Linked DNA regions of Homo sapiens: region 2 is linked to region 1. A link is a contact called in ENCODE Hi-C or POLR2A ChIA-PET data. All regions are on one chromosome and are shown on one strand. The core of a region is the stretch at or near the end of the contact, and the rest is flanking DNA. Distances in the headings are between cores, read along the strand shown. Region 1 holds the start of DUSP2 (dual specificity phosphatase 2). Region 2 overlaps FAM178B (family with sequence similarity 178 member B).

The links. A loop is a pair of places that touch in the nucleus more often than their neighbours do. ChIA-PET counts read pairs that join two places held with the same protein, here RNA polymerase II (POLR2A). Pooled maps may share reads with other maps.
Region 2: a pooled map shows a loop between it and region 1 (4-fold over the local background). The contact joins the enhancer-like site here to the promoter of DUSP2 in region 1. A Hi-C loop is called at or near these places in 1 of 168 maps with a recorded cell type or tissue (naive thymus-derived CD4-positive, alpha-beta T cell) and 7 of 50 pooled maps. POLR2A ChIA-PET finds 5 or more read pairs at or near these places in 2 of 52 experiments (CD4-positive, alpha-beta memory T cell and activated CD4-positive, alpha-beta T cell).

The regions. Positions count from the first base shown.
Region 1 is chr2:96,141,810-96,148,804 of GRCh38, reverse strand. It overlaps DUSP2 (dual specificity phosphatase 2), which reads left to right and starts at 3,365. Exons shown (of 4, transcript NM_004418.4): 1 at 3,365-3,838; 2 at 3,923-4,044; 3 at 4,432-4,651; 4 at 4,768-5,636. The coding sequence starts at 3,451. The coding sequence ends at 4,982. RefSeq lists enhancers at 1-195, 966-1,045, 1,806-2,685, 3,482-3,983, 4,386-4,435 and 3 more and a silencer at 2,996-3,755.
Region 2 is chr2:96,949,173-96,956,167 of GRCh38, reverse strand. FAM178B (family with sequence similarity 178 member B) reads left to right here. Exons shown (of 17, transcript NM_001122646.3): 7 at 4,684-4,789. Among named protein-coding and RNA genes, the nearest start is that of FAM178B, 34 kb to the left of the region's middle. RefSeq lists enhancers at 4,865-5,504, 5,505-6,146. Within about 2 kb of position 2,992, at least 12 of the 41 ENCODE cell types and tissues checked have a DNase peak (open chromatin) inside an H3K27ac peak, as active enhancers do.

The DNA.
Region 1 (6,995 bases), core at 2,116-4,615:
CCGCCCCCACCCTGCTCTGTGCCAGACACGCCTTCCTCACAGAGGGGCTGTCCCTGGAGCCTGGCGCCTGGCAGGAGCCTGTGGGGGTGGCCGCCGCATCGGTGTGTTCGTCAGAGGCCTGGCACAGGAAACCCGACGTCATCCCTGACTCACCACTCAGGCGGAGCTTGGGGTGGCCCGTCACTCTCACCTCCATCCCTATTCTGGCGCAAGCACTGTAGCCAAGCCACTCACCTCCCGCCCCCTGTGAGGCATCTGCTTGGAGGTGGGGGCTGGAAGGAGGAAGGAAGGCTCTGCAGCAGCAGCGAGGCAGCTGTGGGAGGGAGACCTGCTGTGCAGGGGGCTGATGGATGTGCTGCCAGGGCCAGGAAAGACCTGGAATCCCAAAGGCAGGAGCCAGTGACGCTTAAACAGCCGTCAAAATAGATGGTTATAAAAAGAATAACATGCAGAATCATCATTTGTTCCCGGTGAGTCTCACAGGTTTTCAATTTTAAAAACAGTGCTGAGCCCAAACTTACTTGATATTGTCTGCTCTGTAAGAGCCAGGCCAAGAAAAACAAACAAAAACAGAGAGAGCTCTGAGCAGGGACCCCCAACCTGGGTCAGCCCCTTCCCAGCCAGTGGCGAGGACTGGGTCCTGCTTCCAGAGCCTTCAGGCTGTGGGGCATCCAGTCTAGCAGAGACCCCTCCTCATTGTGTCCTCACCCCTACACCCAATGCCCTGCCTCCTCTCTGCTGTGGCTCCCAAGGCTGGGCTCTGGCGAACGGTGGTTGGGGAGACTCTGAGTGGGTGGCGGAGAGGAGCAGGCGTCCTGCACCATTATCACCACAGGCAGCATCCAAGGCTTGGGGGGCTTTTGTCAGAGCAAAAGCAGGAGAGGGACATGGGCTGGTAAGTCTCTCCCCCTCTTCTTACCCCAGCCCTGGGCTTTCACCCAGTAATCGGGGGTGGGGCTTTCCCCAGTTTGGGAGTAGGGAAAGAAGGCAAAGGGAAGGCCCTCCTTCATGGCTAAGCTGGGCCTCCGTAAGTCCACGTTCCAGAGCTGAAAAGGGGACAGCCCCAAGACAAATGGCCTCAAGGGGGTGACATATGTGCAGCCACTTTAGGCAGTCATCACCAGTCCTGAGCTGGGTGGTGGCACGTGCCTATAGTCCCAGCTACTCTGTTGGCTGAGGCAGGAGGATCACTTGAGCTCAGGAGTTTGAGGCCAGTGTGGGCAACATAACAAGATCCTGTCACTTAAAAAGAAAAAGAAAAAGAGACCACTGGTCATGGCCAAGAGTGCCAGGCCCCAGGGACTGTGCTATGAGAGCAAACCTTCAGCAATGCTCTCCCCACATGCAGAACTCCCCGGCAAGGTATACCAGATTCTCCAGAAGGAGGGGAAGAGGCCCAGCCCAGCATGGGAGTTGGGTCTGGAGCCCCTTACACGGCTGAGCTGAATTCACTCCTGAATCAGGGATCCCACCTGGCTGGGGTCCTCCCACAGAGCTGGAAGGCTTTGGCTCCTGGCCCAGCAGCAAGACTGGACCTGATTGTCCTTCTGCACGCTCTGTAATTTGCCCCTGGAATAAGCATTAAGTCATTTGGAGGCCGATGCCAAAGATAAGGGCTCATATCAGCCTTTGGGATCTGTGGCCCAGACTCCCTGGCTCTGTTGTGGGCTTTGCTGCCTCAGCCTCCAGACTGGCCTGCCAGGGACAGCGGGGCCTCAGCCAAGTTGCCCAGACAGTGGAGTAGCCTTAGAGCGTTGGAGCCAGTGTGGAAGAGCCGCTGCACCATGATGTGCTCCCCTTACAGATGGAGACACTGAGAGGGTGACGTGGCCCCAGGGACCTTTGGAGTCCTTGGGGCTTTTCTCCTCTGCATCGGCTCTGACCCCAGCACACACAAGCTCCAGCTCCTTCTCACACATAGTGGAACTGCACAGGTACGATGCTGCCCTGCACACAACCAGGCATACAGCACACTGCTGTGAGGAACTCAGGGCAGACAAGTCCAGAAGGGCTGCGGGCTCTCCACAGGTCCCAGCTGTCACTCTTCAAGACGGTCTGGACACAGGGGTCTGTGGGGGAGCCGGAAGGGTCTTTCAGAGGGCACGGAGGAGGGCCTCAGGAGACTGGGGGCTTGGAGGGTGGGTTCTGAAATCCCACGCAGCTGGGGGCAGGGCGAGGGCAGCTCCAGCGCAGTGACGCTGTCTCCACCCACCTCAACTTCTCTGCTTGAGTTTGGGAGTTCACTGCCAACAATTCTTGTGGCTCAGACACCCCACGCACACCTGGGCCTCACCACATCCGGCAGCAGGGCTGGGGGAGGGCGGAATGGAGGGGATACCCAGGCCCCCAGTCCTCCGGGTGCAGTGCTAGCCCTGGACTTTGCTGCCCGGCGGGGCTGGACAGGGAGGCCTAGGATGGGGGAGGCCAGTTCTGTTCTGCTTCTCCCTCTTCCCCTTGCCAAGGTCTTGAAATCCCCGCAGGCCTGGGGAGGGCCGGGAGCGTCAGCGGACTTCCCTCCAGGGCGGGCTTGTGGCAGGGGGAAGTACTTCTCTCTGGGGCCTGGGGGCTTTCCCTGCACCCAGGAGGAAGAAGCTTTGCCCTACACATAACTGGAAACCAGTCACAGACCCCTGCTTTCCCCATGAAAGGCCCTGGGACCCCCCCTCATTTCCCTTCGGCCCAAGCCCAGGGGCCTGGGCCCCGGGGACTGTGTTCTGGCCTAGCTTGGCCACCAACCTACTGCAAGACCCTGAGTACTGGTCTTATCCAGGCAATGGGGGGTGGGGAGGGGGAGGAGAGAGAAAGTCCCTCTGGCTCAAGGTCTCCAAATAGATGAGAAATAGGACATCTCAGCAGGGACCCCCCCCATCATCCAGTGTAGAAATCACCCGTGGCAGCAGGCATTTGTCAATGTTTGTGGTGACAAATTTCTAAGAGGAAAATTCTGGGAGGGAAAGGGAAAAGGCAGAGGAAGCGTGGGGTTAGGGGGTGGGGTACTCCAAGGGTCATCGTTGGCCCTAAAGGGGGACCTGCATCTGAGAAGCTGGGTTCCCCAGGACTGAGTGGCTTGGGACAGGTCAAAGGGTGGGCGCAAAAACGGAGGGGTGCTAGTCCCTCCGACTCCGGGTAACACCTTCCCTTCCCTTAGTCGCTGGTCCCCGCCTCCTCCCGGTGTGTTGGTCCCCGCGCCCTGCCTTCCCCCTCAACCTCCCCCCCGCCCCGAAGTCTCCAGGTCAGCCCAGACTGCGCCCCACGTGAGGGGCGGGGGCGGGCGCGGGCGCCAGCGCCTTCCTGCTCTGCCCTTGTATGGTGCCCCGGAGGCCGGCCCACGGGTACTTAACCCGGGCCGCCGCGGAGGGCGCCCGGAGTCGACCGCTCGGGCAGCGCCACCGCCACGAGAGCCCGGGACGCGGGAAAGACCGAAAGGAAGAGGAAGAGGCACCGGTGGCCATGGGGCTGGAGGCGGCGCGCGAGCTGGAGTGCGCGGCGCTGGGCACGCTGCTGCGGGATCCGCGGGAGGCGGAACGCACGCTGCTGCTGGACTGCCGCCCCTTCCTGGCCTTCTGCCGGCGCCACGTGCGCGCCGCGCGGCCAGTGCCTTGGAACGCGCTGCTGCGGCGCCGCGCGCGCGGCCCTCCTGCCGCCGTTCTCGCCTGCCTGCTGCCCGACCGCGCGCTGCGGACGCGCCTGGTCCGCGGGGAGCTGGCGCGGGCCGTGGTGCTGGACGAGGGCAGTGCCTCGGTGGCGGAGCTCCGGCCCGACAGCCCGGCTCATGTGCTGCTGGCCGCGCTGCTGCACGAGACCCGCGCGGGGCCCACTGCCGTGTACTTCCTGCGAGGTGAGCAAGCCGGCCGCCCTTGGCCCGCCCCACCCGACTCCAGCCCGGCTTTCCCTGCTGATCGTGCTCTTCCCCTCCTTGCAGGAGGCTTCGACGGCTTCCAGGGCTGCTGTCCCGATCTGTGCTCTGAGGCCCCCGCCCCTGCGCTGCCGCCAACAGGGGACAAAACCAGCCGCTCCGACTCCAGGGCTCCTGTCTACGACCAGGTGAGTATTGACCCCCCTCCCCCGAACCTCCCTCTCTCCCCGCCGCGGACTGGGCGCCTCTAGGGAAAGAGCCTGCCATTTGGGGATGCGAGCAGTTTGCCCATATACACACACTTTTATACGTGTGTGTGTTGGGGGAGGGGGTGGGGCATGGCTGCTCGCGCGTGCCTGTATGGGTCTGTGTATGTTTGCATGTGTATGTTGGGAGCATGAAGGGAAATGTATGTCCCGGTGTGTCCTCCGCACATTCCTGAGACCTGTCTCAGGTCAGGAGGACTGGCTGAGGAGTCCTCTTGTCTCGGCCAGCCCATGGGGTCTCCACCCGCTGCTGCTCCAGCTCTCCGGGGCTGGGCTGGAAAGGCCTCACCGCCCCTCTGTTCCCTCCAGGGTGGCCCTGTGGAGATCTTGCCCTACCTGTTCCTGGGCAGCTGCAGTCACTCGTCAGACCTGCAGGGGCTGCAGGCCTGTGGCATCACAGCCGTCCTCAACGTGTCCGCCAGCTGCCCCAACCACTTTGAGGGCCTTTTCCGCTACAAGAGTATCCCTGTGGAGGACAACCAGATGGTGGAGATCAGTGCCTGGTTCCAGGAGGCCATAGGCTTCATTGGTAAGGGGGCACCTCTGCCCAGAAATCCCGAGGGGCTCCAGAGGAGAGGACTGGGGGCACCTGTCTCCTGGGCTGTGCACATTCCGTCTGACACCACTCCCCCATCTCCCTTGCAGACTGGGTGAAGAACAGCGGAGGCCGGGTGCTGGTGCACTGCCAGGCGGGTATCTCGCGCTCTGCCACCATCTGTCTGGCATACCTCATGCAGAGTCGCCGTGTGCGGCTGGACGAGGCCTTTGACTTCGTTAAGCAGCGCCGGGGGGTCATCTCCCCCAACTTCAGTTTCATGGGGCAGCTGCTGCAGTTTGAGACCCAGGTGCTGTGTCACTGAGGTGGTGCCCCTCTGCCTGCCTGCCCCACTGTGCTGGCAGGAGCTGACTGTGGACTGGTGGGCTCCCCTCTGGGCCAGCACAGTCCCCTCACCTCTGGCAGGGCTGCTACCTCCTCAGAGTTTCAGAAGCCCCCACATGGGGGCTCTAGGAATGCCGGCATGCTGGTCTTTCCGACCTGGTGCTCTTCTGCTGGGGGACTGAGGCTGGCCCTCATTCGGGGTCGGGAACCAAGGGTGTGTCTGCTCTTTCCCTCCCCATCCTCTGGCAGAAATCAGCTAGACGCTATACCGTGGACTCTCCCTGGTCCACCACCATGTTGAAGCCCTTGGCAGCCTGAGAGCTCCAAGGAACAAGCTGTGACAACCAGGAGCCCTGTCTGTGGGTTCGTCTGCCCAGGGCCTGGAGCCCAAGCCCTGTGTTCCTGGGGAAGCTGGGGACTTGGGAAGTGATGGGTGTGTCATGTTGCGTGTGTCTGTCTGTGAGCCTTTCACACCTGTGCTGGCGCTGGAAAATTATTTGTGCTCAGCTGACATTTAACACTCCCTCCCCCGCTTCCTCCTAGCCCTGTGGGCAGGGGTTGGAAACTTAGCACTTTATATTTATACAGAACATTCAGGATATGTCAATAAAATATTGTTATATTTAAAAAACAACAACCCAGCATCTGGTCTCATCTGATACCCGGGAGCCTGCTTGGACCTCACGTTTCCTTGTGCCCTTGGGGTTTGGGAAGTGAATGGGCAGAGGGGCCAGCGGCCGGAAGGGGCAGGTCTGACCCTCCCCACAAAGGCTGCTCTCTTGGCCCCAGTTCTCCCTGGGCTGGCGTCTTTTCCCAGACAGGGACCTCGCTCCAGAGCTGAACAGGGTTGTTTCTGGGAGGCTGGGTCCCGTCCGTGACTCAGAGCCAGGCCCAGTGCTGCCCCGATCAGACCCCGCTTCCTTTTCGGAATGTGGAAGGATGCGAGTGTGTGCCTGAGGGTGTGGTCCTGTGGGGGTGGGTGGTCTTGGCCCATGCACACCTGCATGTTGCGCATGGTGTTCCTGTGGGAGCGTGTGTGCACGCCCACACAAGAGGCACTTCCCAGGCCGTGTGGGTCTCTACTTCCTCACAGCAGGCCTGCATGGCCTCCCTACTCTTCTCCCACATCCCAGGGCTGGGGCTCACAGCGTCCCCTGTTCCAGAGCTCCTTCATGTCCCCCAAAGGCATGTGGCCCTGTGTCTGGTGCAGAGGACCTGTCACCAGGGATGGGATTCATTGCTCTGCACACCCACCCAACTAGCACATCTTGGCCGAGCTTCAATTACGGGCCCAGCATAGGACTAAGGTTCAGTGGAGACCTGAGACCAGGGCCCCGCCCACGCCAGAAGCCAAGGGGTACCTGCCGACGCTGCCGGGAGGGGGTGCTGTGATCTGCCTGTGAGCAGGGGTGCTGAGGCCTTTGGAAATGGTTGTGCGGGAGCCAGTCCTGCTTCAGGCTCACTGGGACACTCGGCCATTTGGAGTGTCATCCAGCCAAGGGTTGTCTCTGCACAGTGCTACCTCTAAGGATCTGTCCGTGGTCTGTTAGGAACTGGGCTGCACAGCCGGAGGTGAGCAGCTTCATCAGTATTACAGCCGCACCCCATTGCTAGCATTACTGCCTGAGCTCCGCCTCCTATCAGATCAGCGGTGGCATTAGATTCTCATAGGAGCTTGAACCCTGTTGTGAACTGCATTGGAGGGATATAGGATGTATGCTCCTTATGAAACTCTAACTAATGCCTGATGATCTGTCACTGTCTCCCATCACTCCCAGATGGGACCGTCTAGTCTCAGGAAAACAAGCTCTGGGCTCCCACTGATTCTACATTATGGTGAGTTGTATAAAATTATTTCATTGTAGATTACAATGTAATGATAGAAATAAAGTGCACAATAAATGTAATGCACTTGAATCACCTAGAAACCATCCCCCTCACCATCCTGGGCCAGGCATGGTGGCTTATGCCTCTAATCCTAGCACTTTGGGAG
Region 2 (6,995 bases), core at 1,743-4,242, 810 kb before region 1:
AAGCCCACATCCCACTCGGGGGCGGAAGTTGGAAGGGTGGAGTTTGTCTGCCCTGCTCAGTTAGTCATAGGCCCCTCACAGTATTTGCAAGGACATTGGGGTGTGCGTTTGTCCTCTGGGTGCATCTGCCACTGTTGGTGCGAGGACCAGCGTGCTTTCCACAAGCCCGATGCATGGGCCAGGCCGTTCCTCCATGAATATCCAGCAGGCAGGGGAAGAAGGAGGTGGATGAGGCTCAGCTTCTCCCGGAGGCCCGGCAGCCCCGCCTCTTGTTTTGCCACTAGCTTCTCTTCCTGGAGGAACAGGCCAGGGTTGAAGCCCAGGTGCAATAAACCCAGCAGTTCTGAAGTATGGAGAGGGCTGAGCCTTCCAGCTGGCTGCATCTGCCCCCCAAAATAAAGAGCAAGCGGAGGTAGCAAGCAGGGCCATTATGGGATCCCTGAGTTTCTGCCTGTGGTAACACTCGCTTATTTATTTATTTATTTTTGGAACGAAGTTTCGCTCTTGTTGCCCAGGCTGCAGTGCAATGGGGCAATCTCAGCTCACTGCAACCTCTGCCTCCCAGGTTCAAGCGATTCTCCTGCCTCAGCCTCCTGAGTAGCTGGGATTACAGGCGCCCACCACCACGCACGGCTAATTTTTTTTTTCTTTTTTTTTGAGATGGAGTCTTGCTCTGTCTCCCAGGCTGGAGTGCAGTGGCGCAATCTTGGCTCACTGCAAGCTCCGCCTCCTGGGTTCACGCCATTCTCCTGCCTTAGCCTCCCGAGTAGCTGGGCCTACAGGCGCCCACCACCACACTTGGCTAATTTTTTGTATTTTTTAGTAGAGACGGGGTTTCACTGTGTTAGCCAGGATGGTCTCGATCTCCTGACCTCATGATCTTCCCACCTTGGCCTCCCAAAGTGCTGGGATTACAGGCGTGAGCCACCGCACCCGGTCTCGCATGGCTAATTTTTGTATATTTAGTAGAGACGGGGTTTCACCATGTTGACCAGGCTGGTCTTGAACTTCTAACCTCAGGTGATCCACCTGCCTTGGCCTCCCAAAGTGCTGGGATTACAGGCATGAGCCACGATGCCCGGCCAACACTCATTTTTATTTCATTTTTTTCTTGTTTTTAGTCAGGCCCATGCTCTGCTGCCCATGCTGGAGTGCAGTAGTACGATCACAGCTCACTGCAGCCTCCAACTCCCGGCTCAAGAGGTCCTCTTGCCTCGGCCTCCCAAGTAGTTGGGACCACAGGTGTGCACTACCATGCTTAGCTAAGTTTTGTATTTTTTTTTAGAGACAGGGTCTCACTGTGTTGCCTAGGCTGGTCTCAAATTCCTGGCCTCAAGCTATCCTCCTGCCTGGGCCTTCCAAAGTTCTGAGATTATAGACATGAGCCACTGCATCTGGCCTCTCTTATGTTTAAACAAAGAAAGAGAAAGCAAAAGGCCATAGGTGAACGCTTTGGTTGCTATTGGTTTCTATTGTATTTAGGCATTTTATTCAGACTGATTTGAGTAACTTGGCAAAGGCCCAGGAGCTGATACGTATAAATAACTACACTTGGTGTTTATCCTTCGGCCATCACTTGGGATTCTAAAGGCATTTAGAGACCTTGCCCTCTGGGACTGCTGCCCATAAAATAAATGAGGAGGTTGAGGCGGGAAGAATCTTCCCTTGGGTGTGATAAGGAACAGAAATTCCAAGATGAAGCTGGTCAGAGCTCTGCTTAGGAAGGCCCGTGTGCTGAGCCCAGCTGCCCCCATTTCCTGTCACTGGTTTTGCGGGTTTCCCCGTTGTAGCTGATGTCCTTCCCTCGCTTCCTTCTGCTCCAGTGGGCGGCGAGGGTGGAGGCAGACACCTGCCCACTGTCATTGCTGTCATGGCTGGGGATTAGCAGCTCCCTCCTCATCTCTAGTCACAGCTGAGGACTCCGATGGGAACCTCCCTTCATGGGATCCTCAGGTCTGACAGCTGGGGGCTTCCCACTCAGCCAGGCCTGCATGGTATCTGCTGCCGATGGAGGCTCTGTCCCTCTGTCTCTCCCTCCAGGGCCCTCCAACATTCTCAGGATAACTTCGGACCTCAGCATTGGCTTGGCCGTGGACAGAGGCACCCCCTTGGACCCAGCATCCGTGTTCTTGATGTGGGGACGTGACTCTGACAACAGCCAATTCTGTCACCCAAGGCGTTTGAGCTTTCACTGCACACACCTCCCACCCCCTTTCCTTTTTCCCTTTTCCTCCAGGCTTCCCAGCCCAGGTGCTGCTGTTGGGATCCTCCTCCTTTCCCCAGAGTTAAGGCATTGTCTGTGCACAAGGCCCATTCCCTGCCCAGCAGCCAAGCTTGAGGTCACCCTGTGATAACCTGAAGGGCGTGGAAGGGCTTGTGGCTGAGCCAAGGAGAAGCAGCACTCCCGTCCCACCGAGCATGCACTCGGCCTGCAGAGGGGAGTCCTTGCCTCTAACCCTAAACACAGAATTCCTTGAAAGCCAGTCACCTCAGGGCAGAGCAGGACTATGTCCTTTCTGGCTTTCTGTTGCTCCTGGTCCCATAGACAAAATTTTCTCAGCAGCAATGAACTCAGAGGCCAATCAATCATTTCTCTGGCAGAAACTGCAAAGCCCACATAGCAGAAGGGAGATGTTGCAACTGTGGGGTCTCTCCCTTGGAGCAGCAGTTAGAAATGTGTTGATCTGAGCCAACAGGGCCTTGTACAATCAATTCTCCCACTAAGAAACTGGCGGGGTGCCCCCTCCAGCAGAATGCCAGAGCCAGCGTCTCCTCAGAGTCCCTGAAGCGCCAGCCTCCTCACCACATGGCCCTTGTCGGGGTTCTGCCAACTTGCAAGGTCCTCCAGACATTGTTTACATGGGTATTGTCTGCGTTCGGGCTGCTGTGCATGTTCTTGAACCATGCGTCTTGCTGGGGTCAGTCCCTGAAAGTCTCCATGTGACCGGGCACGTGGATAGAATGGAGCATGCCAGCAGTCCTGGGGTGCACGTGTATTTGTATGTACAAACGAAGGTCTATTTCAGGGTGGTAAACTTCACAACCACAGGAACAAAGCTGCTTTCTCCTCTGAACTTAAATGACTTAGAGAAAAAACATGCAATTTGTAAACTGCCTGGACATTCTCAGAGAGACAGCAGCTTGGCTCAGAGGATAATCTTTGTTTTGTAGCATTCTGTTCCTGGCAGATTAAAAAATGATGTCCTTTTTAAAGGAGAAGGAGGAGAAGCAGAAGGAGGAGGTTGGGCTGACTGAAAAACTTTTTATCTAGGGTGGCAACGTTAAGTACTTTCTGAAATGTTCTTTGCATGCATTTGGGCCATTAAAAAGAAGAACAAATGTGACTTACGTTTTCATTTCCTGGAATCCATGTTAATGATCTTTGGGACGTGGTCTAGAGAGAGCAAGCAAAGATGGTGGTCACAAAATGCGCAGGACGTAGGAGAATCCTACCCCAAACCCAGGCTCTCTGGGGATGACCAGGAGCTCAGGAACGGTGACAAAGTCCAGCCAACCCCCTATAAAATGACTTCTGAAGCACCTTCTACCAGAGGCCCTACAACCATATGAAACATTTCAACAACTCATTTTGCAAAGATCTGGAATCTTGTAGGTCAAGGTGATCTACCGGGTCAGTGGTCCCCAAGGCAGGGCTCATCTCCACACCAGCGCCGATTTTGAGAGCTCCTGTTAGGAGGAAGAGGCCCGAGGGGGTGGTGTGAATGGGCACACGGTCACAGCCACAGCCGCGTGGCTGGTCTGAGCACGCCCCCATCCCTGGAATCTGGGACACTTGCAGCTCACATGGTTTCTGAAGAATCCTCTATGGAACTCTTGTTTGGTATTTCCTTCCCAGAATGTCTTCATCCCGGGCCCCTTTCTGTTATTTTCCGGTCTTCTCAGGTGTCCCCTTTGTATCTGAAAAACATAAGGCAGAGCAGAAACGCCCTGTGTAACCAGATCGCGAGACGCTGGCCTCGTGGGGGTAATCGTGCCCGCCCCTTGCAGCTGGAGGAACCCGAGGCTAAGACACCCACTCCTGGCCTCACTCCTCACCTTTCCACACCCTTGGCAAATATTCCACTTTCCCCTGTGGTCAAATGGAAAGGGCAGACTGCACTGCCCCACCATGTTTTTTTGTTTGTTTGAGACGGAGTGTTGCCCTGTTGCCCAGGCTGGAGTGCAGTGGCATGATCTTGGCTCACTGCAACTTCCACCTCCCGGGTTCAAGCAATTCTCCTGCCTCAGCTTCCCGAGTAGCTGGGATTACAGGTACATGCCACCATGCCTGGCTAATTTTTGTATTTTTAGTAGAGACAGCGTTTCACCATGTTGGCCAGGCTGGTCTTGAACTCCTGACCTCGTGATCTACCCGCCTTTGCCTCCCAAAGTGCTGGGATTACAGGCGTGAGCCACTGCCTCCAGCCACCCGCCATGTGTTTTAAACACCATGAGGTGTGTTCACGCAACATTCAAGAAGAGCAGGTGATTCTGATGCTAGCCTGGGTTCTTTTCCTTCTGACAGATCATGCACTGAGGGCTTGAAAAGCACATTTGTCTCTAGCGTTACAGATATGCTTCCCAACAGCCAGTGAAGCTGGGTAGTGACAGCCTCCCGCGGTGTCACCGAGACAAGTGTGCTGGCACAGAGGCCTCCCCTAACCTCAGCCCTCTGCCTCCCAGCTCCCCGCCAGCCCAACAGCTCTCCTTCCTGCGCAGTGGCCTCCTGAACATCCTCTACCTGCACATGCCTGACTGCCCGGTATCCCTGCTCCAGTGGCTGTTCCAGGTGAGGACCGCAGGCCTGCCACTAGGTGGCGGGAGCGCTGCAGTCTGGTGGCCCGGCAGGCCCACAGGCTGAGGGGTGGGCACTTCACCTCTTCTTGCCTTAGGTGCTGCTTGGCTGGGCTCAGGCTGGGAGGAGGGAGGAGAGCTGATTGGGCATCGATCCCCACAATGGTGCTAAGAATGCCAAGGCCAGGGAGGTGCAGGGGGTTCGCCTGTGGTCTCCCAGAGCGGCGAGCGCTGGGAGCCTCTGCTTCCCCCGAAGGTGTGTGTCTCTGGGTGCTGCCTGTGCCCTCACGTGGCTTTCCTGAGGGACCTGGTGTACCCAGTGGACTTACGGTCTAACCTCTCAGTGAATCGGTCCAAGCCCCTCAACAAGTGCTTCCTATGCAACAAAGCTAATTTCTTCACCAGCGATCACAGGTCCCTCATCCCATACGCAGCGGGAGGGCCGTTCAGGGCCCACGGCAATCCTGCAGTGCCTGGTTTGGATCCCTCGTGAATTTGGAGCCGAGGGTGCTTGGGCGTTTGAGCGTGTGCTTCCTGTGTGCAGTTGTAGCTTGGCTGGGAAAACCTGGAACGGCTGCTCTGGCTGTGCTGTTTTTTCCCTCCTGGTTGCTGCTAGAGCGTTTTGCCATAGGGGAACATACATTTTGCCCAGGGCTTGACACCTTTGCACAGAGAGAGGCAGTGAGAAGCCAGCAGGGACAGGAGCCAACCGCTGTGATCTGAATGCCAGGCATAAGGATGCCGTCCTGGCCTTGGTCCCCACCCAGAATCGTCCCTGTCTGGGGACAGGTGGGTCACAAGTTCCAGCTGGTCCCATTCCTGCCAGTTGGAGCCTGGACCCCAGCTGTAAATCAGAGCCATCATGTGGGGCGGATTATTCCAGGAACTGCTTGGCCTCGGCAGGCTGGCTGCAGTCCAGAGAGAGCCCTCCAGCTCTCCCTTCGTGCTCTGGGTCCTTCACCTTGCTCCTCCTTACCCCGGAGGAGGAAGACATGCAGCTTCTGGGGCCCTGGTATGTAGCTGCTAACCTTGTCAGCCCCCAATCCCCCACCCAAGGCCCAGAAGGAGCAGTGGGTGAGTAATGGGGAACAGTGGGGCCATTATTCCCCACGCTGGCGGTGCAGCCCCTGCTCCTTGCACAGTGTGTGACGGAACACACAATCGAGCATTGGGAGGCACAAAGGACCCATCTGAGACGGCACCCACAGAGGGGCCCTGCGTCACCCTGACACTGGCGTGGAGTGCCTTCCCGGGGGCGTGTCGGTTTCTTCCAGGTTCAGAGACCCCCATCCTGGGAGGCACAGACGAGCCTTCCCCTGCCTCTTTCCCCGTCTCCATCATGCTGCGAGGGGGCTGGAGGGGAGAGGAGTGCAGGACCCAGCCCTGAGGTCAGACAGACAGACTTGGTGTGAGTTCTGGCCCTGCCACCTACTCCTGTGTCGCTACAGACAGGTTTCTTAGCATCAGCTCTGTGCCTCGGAGCCAGGCCTGATGGGCCCATGTGGAGTTAAGTGGGACATCCGTGAGCTGCCTTGTCCTTGTGCCCCCACAGAGCTCTGCTCTGGGCCTGGGTGTCCTCTGTGAGGCACGCTGTTAGTGCAGAGTTCCAGTTCACATTCTGCAGGAAGGAGAGACAAAAGCTCCCATCCCCCATGGCTGAATCCAGATCCATGAAAGGGGTGCACTGGCTTTGGGGGGCCTTCTGGGCAGTGTCCTCAGGGGACTTAGAACCTCGAGCAGTTACTGGGGACTGTGGTTGTGGGAGGCAGAAACCCATGGGGGCTCCCTTCTGCAGGTGCGAGGGTGGTTCCTGAGGTCCCAGGGTAGGGGCATGCTGGGCCCCAGGAGGAGCTGGACCCAGGGATGGGGAAGGGTTGGGATCCTAGGACTGGCCTCTGCTGCTGTCTCCCTGCAGGTTCCATGGCCAAGTAAGGCCAGACCCTTTTCCCAAATCTGGTTCCTCAGGAAGGAGAATCTGGTTAGGCTAAGAGGGGTTAAGTGGTCCCCTTGTCCAGTCAAAGGCAACTCGGGAAGTGGGGTCCCAGGGCTGCTGGGGCCATGCCTGTACCTGGGGTCCCTACTGAGCCAGGGCGTGGGTGAGGGGGGCAGACTGCTCCAACCCTGCTCCTTCGATGTTCTTGGAAAGGACAGCCTGAGTTCTCTCTCAGGGACTCGATCCCGTGTACTCCTCCCTGGGGCTT